2 separate regions of the Homo sapiens genome follow, and region 1 is linked to region 2. Evidence: read pairs that join two places in POLR2A ChIA-PET (ENCODE). Cell type or tissue: Panc1. All regions are shown on one strand. Links, peaks and the distances in the headings refer to the core of each region. The heading gives the core; the rest is flanking DNA. Region 1 overlaps LSAMP (limbic system associated membrane protein). Region 2 overlaps LSAMP (limbic system associated membrane protein).

The links. Peaks named below come from ENCODE experiments on the same cell type or tissue, not always from the same donor. Only the 100,000 strongest peaks of a DNase experiment are listed, where the experiment ranks them.
Region 1: POLR2A ChIA-PET joins it to region 2 with 12 read pairs; 3 of 35 experiments call an interaction of 5 or more read pairs at or near these places.

Annotation. Positions count from the first base shown.
Region 1 is chr3:116,228,820-116,236,965 of GRCh38, reverse strand. All of the region lies in intron 1 of LSAMP (limbic system associated membrane protein), which reads left to right. Among named protein-coding and RNA genes, the nearest start is that of LSAMP-AS1, 130 kb to the left of the region's middle. In Panc1, for the core only: no CTCF peak of the experiment used is centred there; no DNase peak of the experiment used is centred there.
Region 2 is chr3:116,145,479-116,153,624 of GRCh38, reverse strand. All of the region lies in intron 1 of LSAMP (limbic system associated membrane protein), which reads left to right. Among named protein-coding and RNA genes, the nearest start is that of LSAMP-AS1, 210 kb to the left of the region's middle. In Panc1, for the core only: no CTCF peak of the experiment used is centred there; DNase peaks (open chromatin) are centred at 4,197 and 4,354; H3K4me3 peaks cover 818 bases; H3K27ac peaks cover 402 bases.

The sequences.
Region 1 (8,146 bases), core at 2,355-6,354, 83 kb before region 2:
GCATATATATATATGGCTTATGTTGTAAAGACATTGCATTTTTGGAGTAGGGAATGACCTTATAAGTCATCTAGTATAGTTATTTTGTTTTACAGATAAAGAATCTAAGGCCCATATAGGCAGACTAATGTTTAAAGTCTATCTTAAAGGAATATGTCTGAATATTTCTTGAATTCATACATTGTGGTTTATTCAAATATCTTGAGGTAAAGAACTTTAAACAATGGACCTTTTCCAAATACTATAACACTAAAGGCAACTTGTGGGCCCAAAGGTGTTAACTAAGCATTATGCAGTGTACAATAATTGGCTCAATTGTAAATCTCATTTGCTGTCTTCTTATGATCTTGGTTAGGATACTTGTTATTTTACCTAATTTTATAGCCTGGGGCTATAAAGAAGCCATGGTTCAATGTTATGTGGTTTAGTATTTCAGAAGTGAAATCAAAGTGGGCACCAATAGTGAGTGAAAATCAAGATGAAGGTCAGATGAAGGGGTATGGAGCATTGAGAATAATTTTCTTCATTGTTTCTTTTTACATTTGGTATTCTTTTATTTTAACATGAACCTTAAAACAAATTGGAAACCTTATAGTTGAACCTCTCTATACTACACATTACTGGCCTAGAAATGAATCATTTGCCTAATCTTCTGACAAGTATGACTTGGATTATTTTTATTTTTTGAGTTTTATGGAAATGCATAGCCCATTAAAAATAATAGATTAACAATATTTTAAAAACATCAAATTCTAAGCAAATCATGATTTTAGAATAATGAACATATATTTTGGAGATAAAATGAAAAAAATGGATTCACTACAAAGTTGGGTTTTTTTCCTAGTTACCAATGAATCAGGCTCCATTGTGTCTCATCATTCATTATTTGATTATAGTCAATATAAAGTGAAAAAAACACAAGCAGTGTAAAGATGTACAATCAGTTTTAATAATAAAAGGCACCAAATAAATTTATTCCGCACCTGTAATGTCCCTGCTGGTATTTTCACATATGTTGACAAACATGTGAAAGACTAGTGTTTAGAAGTGAGATCATAACGCTAGAAATTAGAGCATCTTTCTTAGTCTAAATTCCATCACAGTATCTGGGTTAAAATATGCAGTGGGATTTATTCTTCAGTTCTTTATTTATTTCAAAAGTAAGAACAGAATATAGAAGTTACAGGAATTGTAGAACTATGCTAATTTTTTCTATATAGTAAGACCATATTTTGAACTTACTTAGATTGCTTCAGAGAAAAATATGCTTTTTGCAATAATTATTCTGGTAGTTTCATGAAATAACATATAAAGTGCCTGAAAAATTGAATGACAATGGTATTTATTGGAATGTCATTTCCTTTTCCTTTATTGATATGAAGTAATACTTTCACTGATAAAACAGTTTTGGAGATTCAATTATTTAACACTTAGAGCATCGTATCTCTATCTCTATCTCTTTCTCTCTTCCTCTCTCCTTCCCTTTCTCCTTCCATTTCTCCCTTTTGTGCACTCATGCATGAGGATGCGTAATTCTTAAAGTTAATAAAGCCTGGGTGTGGTGGCTCATGCCTATAATTCCAGCAACTTGGGAGACCTAGGTGGGAAGATCACTTGAGCCCAGCAGTTCAAGACCAGTCTATGCAACATAGTGAGCTCCTGTCTCTACAAAATATTTTAAAAATTAGCTGGGCATAGTATCATGTGCCTGTAGTCCTAACTACCTGGGAGGCTGAGGTGTGACGATCACTTGAGCCCAGGTATTCAAAGTTGCAGTGAGCTGTTTATTATTTATAATAATAAATAAATAATAAAGTTAATAAAAACACACTTTAGCAGGAAAACAAGGATTTGAATGTTGACTTACTTGAGTCTCAGTCTATTTTCTATACTATAATGGCATGTTCCAAATTATGTCTTTTAGAATATTTTTTCTGTGGAAATATAATGCTACATAAAAAAAGTTCATTGTCAAACTGGTAGATACTGATTTAAAGTCTTTCTTATAGGACTTCTCAGTGCCTTTAGTATCTTTATATGAGCTATCAATTTTGAAGAAAGCATATTATTATTTGAGTGTTCCAAACTTATTTTCCAAAGAATGCACATGTGCCATGAAATATAATTTTGGGAGGTACATTCCACTTCAGAATTTAAGTAATAGAAAAAAAATCTGTAAAAATTAGCTGTTTCAATTAGCAACATCAAGAAATCTAGGTACTCAGGGCCTCAATTCAAAAGCAGAGAATTAAATATTCAAATAGAGAAGAAAAGATGCATTTCATTTTTTAGAGGGCTTGTTTTAGTTATCTTTCCATTAAAACCTGTAGTTTAATTTTTTTTAAGTTTTCTATTGAAACTACTCTGTCAGTACTAATGTGGTCAGCTTTGATGTTAATTTTATTGTTGAATTTTAAACAAGAGTAATTTTCTTTTGGTGGTAACAGGATTTATTTTAATAAATAAGTAGATTAATTTATTTCATAGATATATGATAAATATATCTATATATTTCATAAATAGATGAATGAATGAATGAAATCTCTAAGCTGGCTACAGTGTCCTTCACCATGTGCTTCTGTTACTAAGTTCTACCTTCTTATCAATCAGGCAGCATTTGGTCATTTCATGAATTATTCCCCGTGAACGCCCTTTCATTCTTTCTTCTTTCTCCTAACATTCATATCCCAAGAGAAGTTAAAATGAAAAATGAATGAGCTTGTGTTCTCCAATCCATGGGATCTGTGATCAGACCTGTAAACAGCTAAGAAAAGCCCCTATTCAACATATACAACAGAAAAAGACTGAACTATCACAGGAAGAGTATGCATAGAGAAAGGCTGTGTCCTGTGCAGCCCACTCCGTGATCCTTGATATCACTGTATTTGTTTCTGAAAGCCACGTCTTAAAAATATTTGAGCCAGTAGCTGAGCAAGTTCCAGCTGCTAGTCAGAAGTTTTTTGCTTGAACCAGATTTTAAGTCCAGCACTTCAAGTGGAGAGTCTACAAACCAATCAGCAGGAGAATTTTCTGCAGATCATAGAGCATGTTGTTATGCCTTCTGGAAGGAGGAGGGGAGAATCAGATAAACCATGTGACTGTTAAAAATTGAACTGCAGTGTGGAATTCATACACTGGAGGTCACAGGATATCAATAATTCCCCTTAAACTGGTAATTTACTGTCATTTCTATTTTGGCCCATTTTCTCCTATACTGCTTCATTACTTCAAGGCCATCTTTTCTTTTTTTGGTGGCGGGGAGAGGGGAGCTAAAAAAAAAATATAATCTCATGGGAATAAAGAGTAGCTTGATGATTATCAGAGGCTGGAAAGGGAAGTAGGGAGAGGGGGATAAAGAGCGGTTGGTTAATAGGTGCAGAAATATAGTTAGATGGAAGGAATAAGAGCTAGTGTTTGGTGTGGTGACTATAATTTACAGTAATTTAATGTGTATTTCAAAATAACTGGAAGAGTGGAATTGAATGTCCCAAACACAAAGAAATATTATATATAAGTATTACCTAGTCCATCTTTTTTTTTTTTTTTTTTTTTTGAGACAGAGTCTCGCTCTGTCGCCCAGGCTGGAGTGCAGTGGCACGATCTCAGCTCACTGTAAGCTCCACCTCCTGGGTTCACGCCATTCTCCTGCCTCAGCCTCCCGAGTAGCTGGGACTACAGGCGCCAACCACCATGCCCGGCTAATTTTTTGAATTTTTAGTAGAGACGGGGTTGCACTGTGTTAGCCAGGATGGTCTCGATCTCCTGACCTTGTGATCCACCCGTCTTGGCCTCCCAAAGTGCCATCATTTCTTAATTGAAATGTGCCTGCACATTTTTTCTTGCAAGCTCTCAGATGTTCTAAATGGCAGTTTCCTTTTCTATAATACAAGATTCTAAAGAATAATTAAAGGCAGCGAGAAAAGAATCAACTGTGTATTTTAGCTTAGTCAATACCACAAAACTTGACAGAAAATTGACAAATATGAGAAAGGCTGGTTGGGGTTGGGGGGTATTAAATAAATTTCCCTGGCTTGCTAATTTCTTACTAAAATGGCCAAAGAATTCTTGCAACTGGTAGGGGCCTTTCTCCAGTTTGAGTAGTTCATCAGCTGCTCAGAACCCCATCTGACATCCATCAAAACCCAGCTAGGTTCATTTAACCTAATAGTTCTACTTCCTCTGTGTTTAAGACCTATGCTCATCTGAGACTAGGACCTTCCTTGCCTCTGGCAGCAAATCTACCTGCTGGAAAAAAAAAAAAAAAAAGAAAGAAAGAAAGAAAAGAAAATTAAAAGAAAAAGAAAATGCTCCTTAAATTGTCTCTTTCTCAGGCTGAACTAGCTGGAGGTAGGATTGATTTTCCACACTTGGAAATTGCAAATGCTACACAGCCAAGCCAAAACCTTTATAAAGCAACCAGGTAGGTTCTACAGGGCTGAACAGTCAGCAGGCTTTCTATCTCGATACTGAATGGACCAAGTGAACATTTTTCTCTAAACATCTTAGGTTGATGGGACTTTTACAAATTTCTCTTGTACAAATACAGATGGTTTTACTAAGAGAATATCAACTTTAAATCTTTAAATCTAAGGAAATCTAATTTTATAATCCGTGGGATTGAGAACAGAAGGAGAAGTAAGTCATACGATCACACTTACTATCGTTTTCCTGGAAAGCTGTTACCTGGTGATGCTAGTGAAATGGCCCTAAACATAGGATGGCTGTAGAATTTGGAGGACTCATTTTAGTACTCCCAAAGATTGTTTGGAGGCTCTCCAGCCTCTCTTCTTGTACTACCATTAAAACCCATGCAGAGAGCTATTGATTTAATGTGTATTTCTCCAAATTTGCTTATTTCATGCACCAAGACTAGAGCCCTGACTTTGAAAGATGGTGCATGTAATTATTCCCATTTATAAGTTGTAGAAATACGTTTCTGGTTGAAAATACAACAGAGGCATATCAGGGATACAAGACTTAAGAAGGTGGAATTTTCAAGGTGTGACAATCTGTGGAACACCAAACAGAAGTTAAGAGATCTACCAGATATTGTTAAAGTGCAATAAAGAGAGCTAGAAAATTTCACAATTATTTACCTGCTGACAGTATTTTCCCCCATTGATGGGTGACTGAGATATATAAAGGTTCTAAGTTCTGAGCTGCCGAGGAAATTCTTTTCTCCTTAACTGTGTCCTTTTTTCTTACTTGGGTTCATTCTCTCCGTGAAGTCATTACTCATTTCCTCAGCCCACAGTGTCCCCTCTCTTTAACAGAACTCTTATTTTACTCCAAGTGCCAGAGCCTTTAGCCCTTAATTGCCCACTTCTCTGTGATTTATGCAGCTTAGCTTTTGTTTTTCTGGTGAGTGTATCAATTCTTTGAAGACAAGGGTTACGTTTTTCACTGTTACCGTGCCCACTGAAGCACCTTGACATAGTCCTAAGATATACACTAGGATCCCATTAAGCACATGTTTATTGATTAACTAATTGCTGCTCCTTTATAAAATTTAGATCCCTAGCCATTGTGCTAATTTAAAAGAAGTTGTGTCCCTCAAATAGAAATTGGAAGCAAAATTCGGAAAAATCAGGACAACAGAAGATGAAGAACCTGGCTCTCACTGGGCCTTTGCTTCAGCATGGAGAACAGTCAGATTTTCACACCCAAGCTCTTATCATCAATGATTGAATATGTGAGAACTGTGTCCTATGTAAAGAACCAGAACCTTTCACTGCATCAAATGTTAAAAGAAAATCAGGCATCAGATCTAATTAATAATAGTACAAAAGCCAATTTCGCAGCCCATTACTTCAAGCAGCCTGGTACTAGAAAATTGAAGGGGGTGCTTAAACAAACATGGGCGTTCATGTTTGTGGTCTTTATAGTGACCCATAGACAAATCAGAGAAAGTATAGCTTCTTTGTGTTCTCTCACCAGCTGAAGGTTTTTGGCTCCATTAATCCAGGGTCTAACACAAAGGAAAAAGAGTCAGGAGAAAATTTAAAGCCCAACCTCCTCAGTTTGCTTCATTAATAAGACTACAAACTCTTCCTCAGGTTCCTCCTTCCTTTACCCCTCCTTTTCTCTTTCCATTTCGTTTAACTGAAGGCAATTCATCTCATTTTAATTAATTTTTACTTGCAGCATTATCACCCTGAGTATAAAGGCAAAAAGTTTTTTTTTAATTACAAAGCTAACGGCATTAATTACTAGTACTGTAAATGCATCAGCGCACAAAAGCCGAGTGGGTTCCAAGGAGCTGAGGCAGCAATTGGTGAACATTTCAACAACTGGAAAAGGCTTAGTCACAAAGGAGAGACCTTTCTATGGTAACATTATGAAAGCTGTCTTCACACTGATTGAGCCACTGTTTAATTGAAGGTGACATAGCCTATGGACTAGAGACAGCACTATTGCATTACAGGAAAAAGGTTATTCACAGAGAGTCTCTCTGGACTTCTTGCTGAGTCTACTGTCATATGGGAACCAAGAAATCGAATTTTGAAATATATGAAAACAGCTACAATAGCATAGCAGTATGATAGGTATAAGTATAATGTCAAACATCCTTCTTTTTACCATCCATTCACTTTTTGCTGTACTAATTTAGAAGCAATCTCATGTGCTAAAAAGCTAAAACTCAATACTGAAGCCCTAACTAGGAAGGACTGCCCAACGTTGAGTATTTCTGAGATCAGAAAATTTCTGTACTAATCTATCAAAGACAAAAAAAAAAAGTATTCTACCCACAAGTGTGAAAGACTCAATAAGTGCATTCTACAGCCCAAGTATCTGTGTTCTTGCAACTTGTGTGTATTCTTTGGCAATCAAAATGTCATGAGGAAATATTCCTGCCACTTTAGAGACAGCTCATAAAACAAGTGGACCCCTGTTTCTGCCTCAACACTTTCTTATTCTTCTGCCAAAGGATTTTTCTGTGCCTCTTTCTCTGCTTACAGCACAGTAATCATTTTTCAGTCATTCTTCTTTGTTCCCAAATATTTGTAAATGCCAAATGTATAATCTTCCACCCACCACCCCATCTCCTTATAATTCAGTTACCCTCTCTTTCTTTCCATTACATTTTTTAGTCAATAACTGCTATGCTCCTGAAAAGATAACTGTGCCCCCTGTACAATCTGAAATTATTTAGGGAAAAAGAAAATCTGGCCTAATGACTCCTGAAGACCTTGAAAATACCCTTAAATCTTTGGAAACTCTACCAAAGATACCATATCTCTGATCTTCTTTGAGTTTTGTCATCTTTTTTAAATATGTGAAATACAAATACAAATGGTACTTTTAAATTTTATTTTAGAGTTCTATTTTTATTTTTGAAAGTGTATATTAATTGATTTTCTTCTGTAAATCTAAGTTATTTCATAGTGATTTCATGTAAAAGTAGCATTTGTGGTCTTATCTGTGAACTTAAACACAAATTATAAGTGTTCCTGTGGGAAAACTGTGTTTCCAGTTCCGAACGACTGAATTAAAAATGAAATTTTGGAATGTGTGCTTTGTATGTTGGCAATTGCCTGTATCTATTCATCTTCAAGAATTCAACTTAATGATATCCACTAGCAAATTCATCTCTAGCCTATCAACATTTTTAAAAAGCAGGGATTTCCAAACAATTTTAGCTTCATGGTTTAGATTTTACTTAGACTCTGAGAATATATTATGACTTCTAGATTTCCTCTTTTTTCTTAAGTAAATAAATCATGTTCAAAGGATGTAAGAGAAAGGAGAGGCAAGTATTTTTGTTTGTTTTTCTCTGAATATCTGAATTTCATAGAATAACACTATACTTCTCCCAAAAGAAACACTTTCAAGATAAGTTATGTTGTCTTTTCTTTTGTAAAATTCCCATGAAAAAGCTTACAAACCATACTTCAAAAAATAAAGAAAATTAATTGCTGACTTTGTTCCAATTTTTGAGAAATGTGACATTTATTTGGATTTGAACTTGTCAAGTGTTTTTACTACTTGTTTAATCCAAATGAGTTCACTGATCCCTAGAGAAATGTGATAGAACTGATATTTTCCAAGTGGTTCCTGAAGTTATCATTTGAAAGAGCCTGTAGGAAATACTGGATGAGATATTGAATATACCACCTGCTTTCCCTAATGCCTCCAGGTTTCTCAA
Region 2 (8,146 bases), core at 2,153-6,152:
GTGAGAGACGATCTAATTGATCTAATGCCAATTCTTCTTTAAATAATATGAGGACACATAGTTTTCCACGAATTTGTGAGATATGTGTGGTCTTTCCAGCCCTGAAACTATTTTTATCCTTGTTGAGTTCTTTTGCCTAGTCAGTTTACTAAAGAGATAGCACAGTTTGATAAGTCATCTTTTCTTAAGAAAAAGCAAGCTCTCCATAGCATGTGGCATAATTTAAAGCCATTATTCAGGAGAAACCCTGCAAAGCTGAGCTCCTAAATATGGAATCACTTTCATTTTCCTACAGTCAGCTTGAATCATGGATGTCACGTAGGTGTAGTCTGAGAAATCCCTTGCATTTCTCAGATGTTCTAGAGTGAGCCAAAAGATAATAGGGGGGCTCCAACTTTAGAGGAACTTGAGTAGAGCATGAAATCAAACTCGAAGAAATTTTGTAATGGCACACATAGTGTTTCTAAGCATTCAGTTGTTTTTCTTTTTTGAGGCAAATTTTTTCAGTTTATACTTTCATTCTACTAGTATATTCTTAATATAGATATTTTTGAGAGGATAAGAGATAGCTTTTAAAATTATTTAAATATAGAAAGCAAACATTGAGAGTATTTTGACACCTCAATTCTAATCTCCTTTTGAGTATTTTTTATATATTTGTATAGCTGAGACCATACACAGAAGCTCTTCTTTAATAAAGACATTGTTTATGCTCTTCACAGTGTGTAAGTAATGATTAGTGAAATAGAGACCTGATTTTAGTTCTCATTTTCTACTGGTCTGTTTATAACTTTAGATCAGTTGTGTGTGTGTACATATTTCTAACAAATTTTATTTGAGCCTTATTTTTCTGCTTTGTGTACATTGAATCTGATGAGCTTTGGATTTCTTATACATCCCAACTCACATGATCTTCTTTCATTTCAATTACTGCCATAAGAATTTAATCTGCATAAAAACATCAACCATGTGATTTCTCTCCCCATGTATCTATGAGCCTGGCACATAGATGTTGCTCATTAAATATTTATTAATCAATTAATTGTTACAATAAATGTCCTAAGTGGAGAGAACAAATGAATAGTCTTTCTAAATTATACAAGCTCAATTTAGTACACTTAAGTGCAGTGAAAAGTGGCCGAGGCAGTGCAGTGTCATGATTAACAGTACAGGCAGTGAAACCAGATTGCTTGGATGTGCACCCCAGCTCCACCACTGACTAGCTGTGTGACTTTCTGCACATTCCTTAGCTTTTAAACTACTTTTTAGATATTAAAGCATGGGTACCGATTGCAGATAAATTTTAGGTGATTATCAGAAATGAATGCGTTTGTACGTGGAAAGCACCTAGAAGGGTGCCCGGCACATAGTATGCCCTCAGTGTGTTTTCTGTCTATTAATAGTAGAGTGTATTGCAAGACTAGGGATGAGAAAAAGCCCCAAAATATCTTGGCATTTACAACGTTTAAAGCCTAAAACTAAAATAATAATGTATGCCTCAAGAGTTTATGTCAGACCTGATCAGAAGCAGAAACAAAACCATCTTAGTACAGAAGAATTTGCTTAGACTGCAGGTAAGGAATAAGTTAGGTAGGCCTGAGGTCAAGACCAGATAGATCAGATAAATTTAAAAGGTAAAAAGAAAACACTGGAGACAAATATAAGTACATTCTTATTATTTTGTTCTCCAACTAATTGCTGGTCTCATTGTGGCTGGAGTCTTGTGTCACTTTTGGGTGTCTCATTTAAAAAGAAACATGTGCCTAGTCAACCCTCTTCGTGTATTGAGAAGCAAGTGGCTACCAGAGTTTGTGGAGTGGCGAGCACAGGGTTCTATGGACTGCATTATAATGAAGAAGTGACAGAGAGTTGAGGACCTGCTCCTTTGAGGAAAGTTGGTCAAGTTCCTGGGTTTTGGTCTTTACGGACAAGTCCAGCGACATGCCAAGTATCGTGTTCACTCAAGGTTCAATAGCAATGTCAGATTTCCCTGGCTCTCCTCCACCCTGCTCCTACCTCCAATTCTTAGCGACTTGAGGGAAGAGAAGGAGCTCATGCATGGACGAGCCATAATAGATATTTTTGTATTTAAAAAGCAGAAGCATTTTCAGAAAGGTATCTGGCCTCCCTGTTTAGAGTAGTACATTATATGTTCACTCACCACAACAATCTCCCTCTGATCTCTAGGCCTCTGAATATATTATTTTCCTTGTTGGGACACTCATTCCTGCTTCTTGTACTGGGTTAACCTCTACACATTCTTAAAAGTTCGGCTCACATGTTGTCATCCCCAGAAAACCTCTTCTTACTATGTCCTTTCCATGACTGCTCAGATTGAGATACATAAATGTCCCTTTTCTGTAACCCAGGGCACTCTGTGCATCATTTCTCTCATGGTCATAAATTCTATCACTTTTCTGTTTTCCTCATTTAAAGTAAGATTCTTCATACCAATGACTGAATTTCTGCTGTGTATCCTAGGGGTTTATCTTTGCTTAATATAAGAAAGGATTTTGAAATAATAGGGTTTAAAATGGGCTGTGGCAAACAGTTCTATAAGCACAAGTTCAGAATGGAAAACAGGGAGTGGCTATGTCCCCTCCCTCATCTGAGATTCTGTGAAATGTCTCATCCAATTCTTAAAACGGATCCAGTAAGGCACCACCTGGGAACACTATTATTAGCCAAAGATAGTTTACTTTGCATATGCTAAGAGTGAAATGACATTTCTATAATATATTTAGCAATTTAGATTTTTGCCTATTCAGCAGGTTTTTCTTCTTTCTAAATTAGTAGTTTTTATTATGCCATTACATCCTCATAATTTTGTATTTACTGTTTTAAAACTTGCTTCTAACATTTCAGGGTCAAGTTAAAACTGCTTGTCCTCTCATAGGGCATTTTCCAGCCCTTCAGGTGGGTAGCTGTATTTCTTGTTTCACTGCATCTTGATAACCCTGACTCCTATCACTGCGCATCACTTACCAAACTCTTCCTTGGCCCTCAGCCCCATTCAGACTTCAACTCCTTTTCCCCACTCTAGCTTTTTCTCTGGCCAGCCTTTTATTATTGATAATAGAAACATCATTTTCACTTTTCTTTCTGCTGCTGTGTAGTTGATATTTGAATGATTTCACCTGAAGCAGACATTTATTATAAAAATGCCACAATCATAACCCCCTATTCTGAAACTTTTGAAAGTTTCTTTAAACCAAGTGTCTAAGGATGTTTAAATCTACAGGCATAGGTGTTAGAGACAATTATTAGACAATAGCTAAGATCCATGAGAGGGGAGAATAGCTATTTTATGAATAAAGAACTATTTGCATGACTAAAGAACTTCCACTTTATGAATTAAAGCAAAAATATTTGGTGACTTAAGTAAACCCTAGGCCTTGATTTCTTGTGTTAGTTTAAATGAAAGTGATGATTAAACTCAGGCCCCTGCTGTGAAAAGCAAGTGTATTAAATTCTAACATTCATGAGGTCAGAAGACTGTAATTTACTAATTAAAACACACTAAATGGCTTTAATGAAGTCCACATACTTTTGAATCAGCTTTGTACATTCTGTTCCACATTCTGTAAGTCATCTAATAATTGAACTTGTTATTTGCAGTCAGATTAATGAATGTAGTTATTGCTTTTAACTTACATAACCTGAGTAATATTCAATGCTACAGTTAGAAAGATATTTGCTATTTCAACAACATATATTTTTTGGTACGGGTAAGGATATACAAGGGGTGTTCATATATCTCTCAGCTGCTGAAGTCAGTATGTGTATAAGAAATGCTTCCAGTCACTCATAGAGCCTTTTATGAAAGATATTTATTCAAGAGCTCCATCAAAAAAGAAGTACATCACCATTACAACAAAGTCTCCTTCCTTGAGATCTTGCGGAGTAACAGTACATATTCAGATAAATGAACCATTGAATGCTGTCTGTAATAGCAACAGCTGGCACCTCTCAGATAACGCTGAGCTGCCCAGCCCCCAAAAGATCAGAAAATAGGCAACAACTAAGTAGAATTTTTATAGATCTGAAATCTGCTGAATACCCATTGAAAGAGAGCAAAATGTGCATTAGACCTCGCTGACAAATGCCCAAGGTTCAATCTCTCAAACGGTTTTGCAAACTAACAAAAACAGGAGTGAAAGGGATTATCTCCATCCTCAAATTTTCAACATGGTCAAAGGGACTGTAAAATCCTTCTGGTGAGCAAGCCAGGTTTAATGGTCAGGAACAAATGCTTCTTTAGTCACAGGGCAAGCCTTTTGGATTTGTAATTTCCTGTTAGGGACAGCAAAGGCAGTGCACACCCTCCACTCCTACTCTGCTCTGCTTTCCAGCCTTCTTCCCCATATTGTTTTTCCTTCTTTTTTTCTTTCCCTTTTTTTCTAGTGAAAATCTAACTATACTGCAGGGTCTCCTGGAGTCTGCACATTGAGGGCATGAGGGCCATACTGTGAACTGTTCACCACCATTCTGCACATGAACCCTCTCTCTAGAGAAGTAAATATGTACTCAAACCGCTAACTGTAAACATAATTGGTGACTAGTGGAAGGTTGAACGAAGCGCTAACAACAGCTCATTAAAGGCTGAATAGATGATCTTGTGCAATCAGTTGCTCTGTGGCTGTGCCCCAGCATAGCAGTGGGCCTCCTATTATAACTAGTCTTTTCATAGCCTGTGCCATTTTCTCTATTGACTTCTGTGATTGCAGATAGCAGAGAGTAGGTGCTGTTGTCCAAAATCAGTAGTTTGTTAAATGCAAACTACTGACATTCTTTTGAAACATAGTGGGGACTATTGTCCAATATTGTTACTGATTTATTCTGAATCTGCAATAGGCCCCTCTCTGTTTACCAATCACATGTTAAATTACTCTGACAGATGCATTTTAAAAAGCGACTAAATTTAGTCTGAGGTTACATGGAACAAAGATGTTGGATGGCTTATCATTAGCTTCTGGTGTCATTAACTCACTGGAACTTATATATCTATGAATTTCCCACAGGACTAGAAACTGCCTTGAACTTATTACGGGTTCAATATCTACTTCTCTACTTCTTGATCACTGGTTTGTGCCCCCAAACAACTTTTATTTGCTATTGGATATGACTATAAAAGTAATATGAGGAATGTCCTTTATGTTGTAGCAACATGTCGAGTTTTTGCTTCAAAATACAGGAAAACAAAGACAAATTTCTTGTATTGCCTCTCACTCTGCTGATTTGAGCTCTTTGCTAGTAATCATAATCTAGAGGAGGTGAGCAGGAGTCACCTGTGTGACATTATATAAGTGTTAATACTGGTTTGCAAAATGATTATTTCTTTTAAAAGGACATCCACTAAATGATTAATTTGTGTGAATAAATAATTAATGAATCAAATAAAATCCTCTGTTCTTTCTTCCTTCTGTTGTTGTTGCTGTTATTTTAACTAACCTCTGAGAGAACAAATGCAAATTGGATAACATTCCTCATGAATTAAAAAAAAAAAAAGCACATGTTTTTGTAGAACAAGCAAATTAAGAAGTAGATATGATAAAGGAAAAATATTTAAACATAGCACAAACCTCCACAATAGTGTTTTGAAGTCTTGCTATAGAATTAGGTCAACTCTGGGAATAATTTCTAAGGACAAAAAAATTGTATATATTAGTTTTATTCATATTAAGTGAAAGAATAAGGAAGAGTTAGACCCAGACGAAAAGAATGGTATCACATTTTTCCTATTTTGCAATTGTCAGCTGGGTAAAGGAGAAAGATTTCAAGATTGCAAAAGATGAAGCTCAAAACATAGAAATCATGACACCATCTGACTAACTTAAGTGAGGTCAATTGCTGTTGGCCAGGTGAAATATGCCCCACTGCCTGCTGATAAAATCAATGACACTTACTTGGGATTTTTTGAAAGATCAAGGATAATGGACCCGAGGACTAAATATGGGAAAATTCAGCCCTAGTTTTGTAAAAAGAGTAAGGAGTTGGATGTTCTAACCATAAAATGTAGGGCCTGTTGTCAATTCTTGAAAAATATTATAGACAAAATTGCTAACTTGATTGTGAGAAAAGAAAGTGGTGATCACCATGAACCAGGATAGAGTCACCAAAAATTATGTTATGTGAAATTAAACTTATACTTTCTTGACCATTTTAAAAGACTATTAATTAGAAGAATGGAGTAGCAAAATATTGGAGAATATATGCCATGATACCATTGATGACAGACAGAGAACAATGAATAGAATGTTAATAAAGCTGAGTTTACCTGGAGGAAATTTCTTAAGGCATGTTATAAGGATCAATGTTTCTGTCAATGGATTGTATGGGAATATTAAACACAGAGATGATGTGTGTAACAGGAATGTGGATAAGCACATCACATGCTGAATAGGAGACTTGAAATTTTAAGTTTTCAGGAATTTAGAATAATGACAAATAGAACGTATGTCAAGCTTAGCATAGGTATGTGTAAAAAAATTGGCTTTTGAGTTGACTGCAATTTCAGCTCAAATCAATAGTCTGACATAGTTATGTCAACAATAAAGAGAACTTTAAGTTGTAGTAGAATTAAGGAAGATGATGATCCAACTTGACCCTTCTTAACCATGAAATCCTGGGACCCCCAGTTTGTAAGGACACTTAAATGTCATCTTGCTCATTTTGTTTATGGTTAATATAACCAACTATATTTCTGATAAGTAGTGTTCGAGTCCTTGAATATCATAAAAACAGGTCATTCCATTTTTATTTCTTAAAAAATGTGAAAAATATCTTATTTTAGGTCCAAATTGATCTGCCTACAACTTTTACCAAATTGATATGATTCTGTTTCCTTGAACCACACAGAACAGTCCTAACCCATCTTCTATTTGACAATCCTTTAGTTATCTGATAATCACCTCATTATCCTAATCAGATGGTATTTCCCTGCAAAATATACACTATCATGTCAACATCTTCTCTCAACATCTTCTTTTTTGTTAGTATTACTGTTTATTCATGCAACACAAAGTTACTGTTTCTAATTGGTGTGCTGGTATGGTGATAGCAAAAGTAGATTTTTTTTCTCTGCTCTCAAAGAGGCACTTTTTCTAAAAGGTGTCAACAAATATTATTGACTCATATTGAGCTTTTTGTCAACTAAAATCTCTAAGGCTCCTTTTGCTTTTTAAGTAATAGCAGCTGCTAAGCCATGTCTCACCTACTTTAGTCATGCTAATAGCTCTGTTCCAAGCCCAATTTTAAAAGTAGCAAAGAGCTGAATCAAAGGTACGAAATAGAAATCTTTGAAAGAAACAAGGACATTCAAAGCCTGGGGATAACATGAGCTGATGCCATACATGACAAGATATAACTGACAGGAGATACATGTTTTATAGGGTACTTGGGTGGAGTCAGGCTTTATAGGCCAATACAGATCAGAAAGCAGGAAGAGTCACTACTGAATAAAGCTAGAACTTTAAAAAGCCTGCTCCCTAGAAGAAGGGAGCCATGAAACTTTTGCTAATTGGAGCAAAAGTCAACACTAAAGTTTGCCACCTAGCCAGGCCTCAGTGGGAAAAAAAATTCTTGTGTGAAATTGAAACCAAGACTGCACTGACTTAAATAATTCATAATTTTAAAATGGAGACAATGTAGCAATAAAGATTATAAATACTAAGTGATTATAATATAAAAGAAGTTTATTTTTAAAACTAACAAATAAAATTTCTTGAAATAAAAACTGTAGTCAATACAATTAAAAAATCTATGCAAAAATTCAACTACAGATTAGACACAGCTGAAAGTAAAATTAATAAACTGGAAGTTGTATCTGCGAAAGTCATATAAAATGTAGCAAATCAAAATAAAGGCATATTAAATATTCAATGAGTAATATTCCTATATATTTTTATATATTCTATAAAAGATACAATGTATGATGGTTAATTTATGGTGTCTATTTGGCTAGGCTACAGTATTTAGTTGCTTGGTTAAACACCAGTCCAGATATTGCTGTGAAGGTATTTTTTGGGGGGGATCTGATTAACATTTAAATCAGTAGACTTTGAATAAAATAGATCACCCTTGGACCTCATTCAATCAGTTGAGGCCTTAACAGAAAAGACTGAGGTCCTCCAAAGAAGGAATTCTG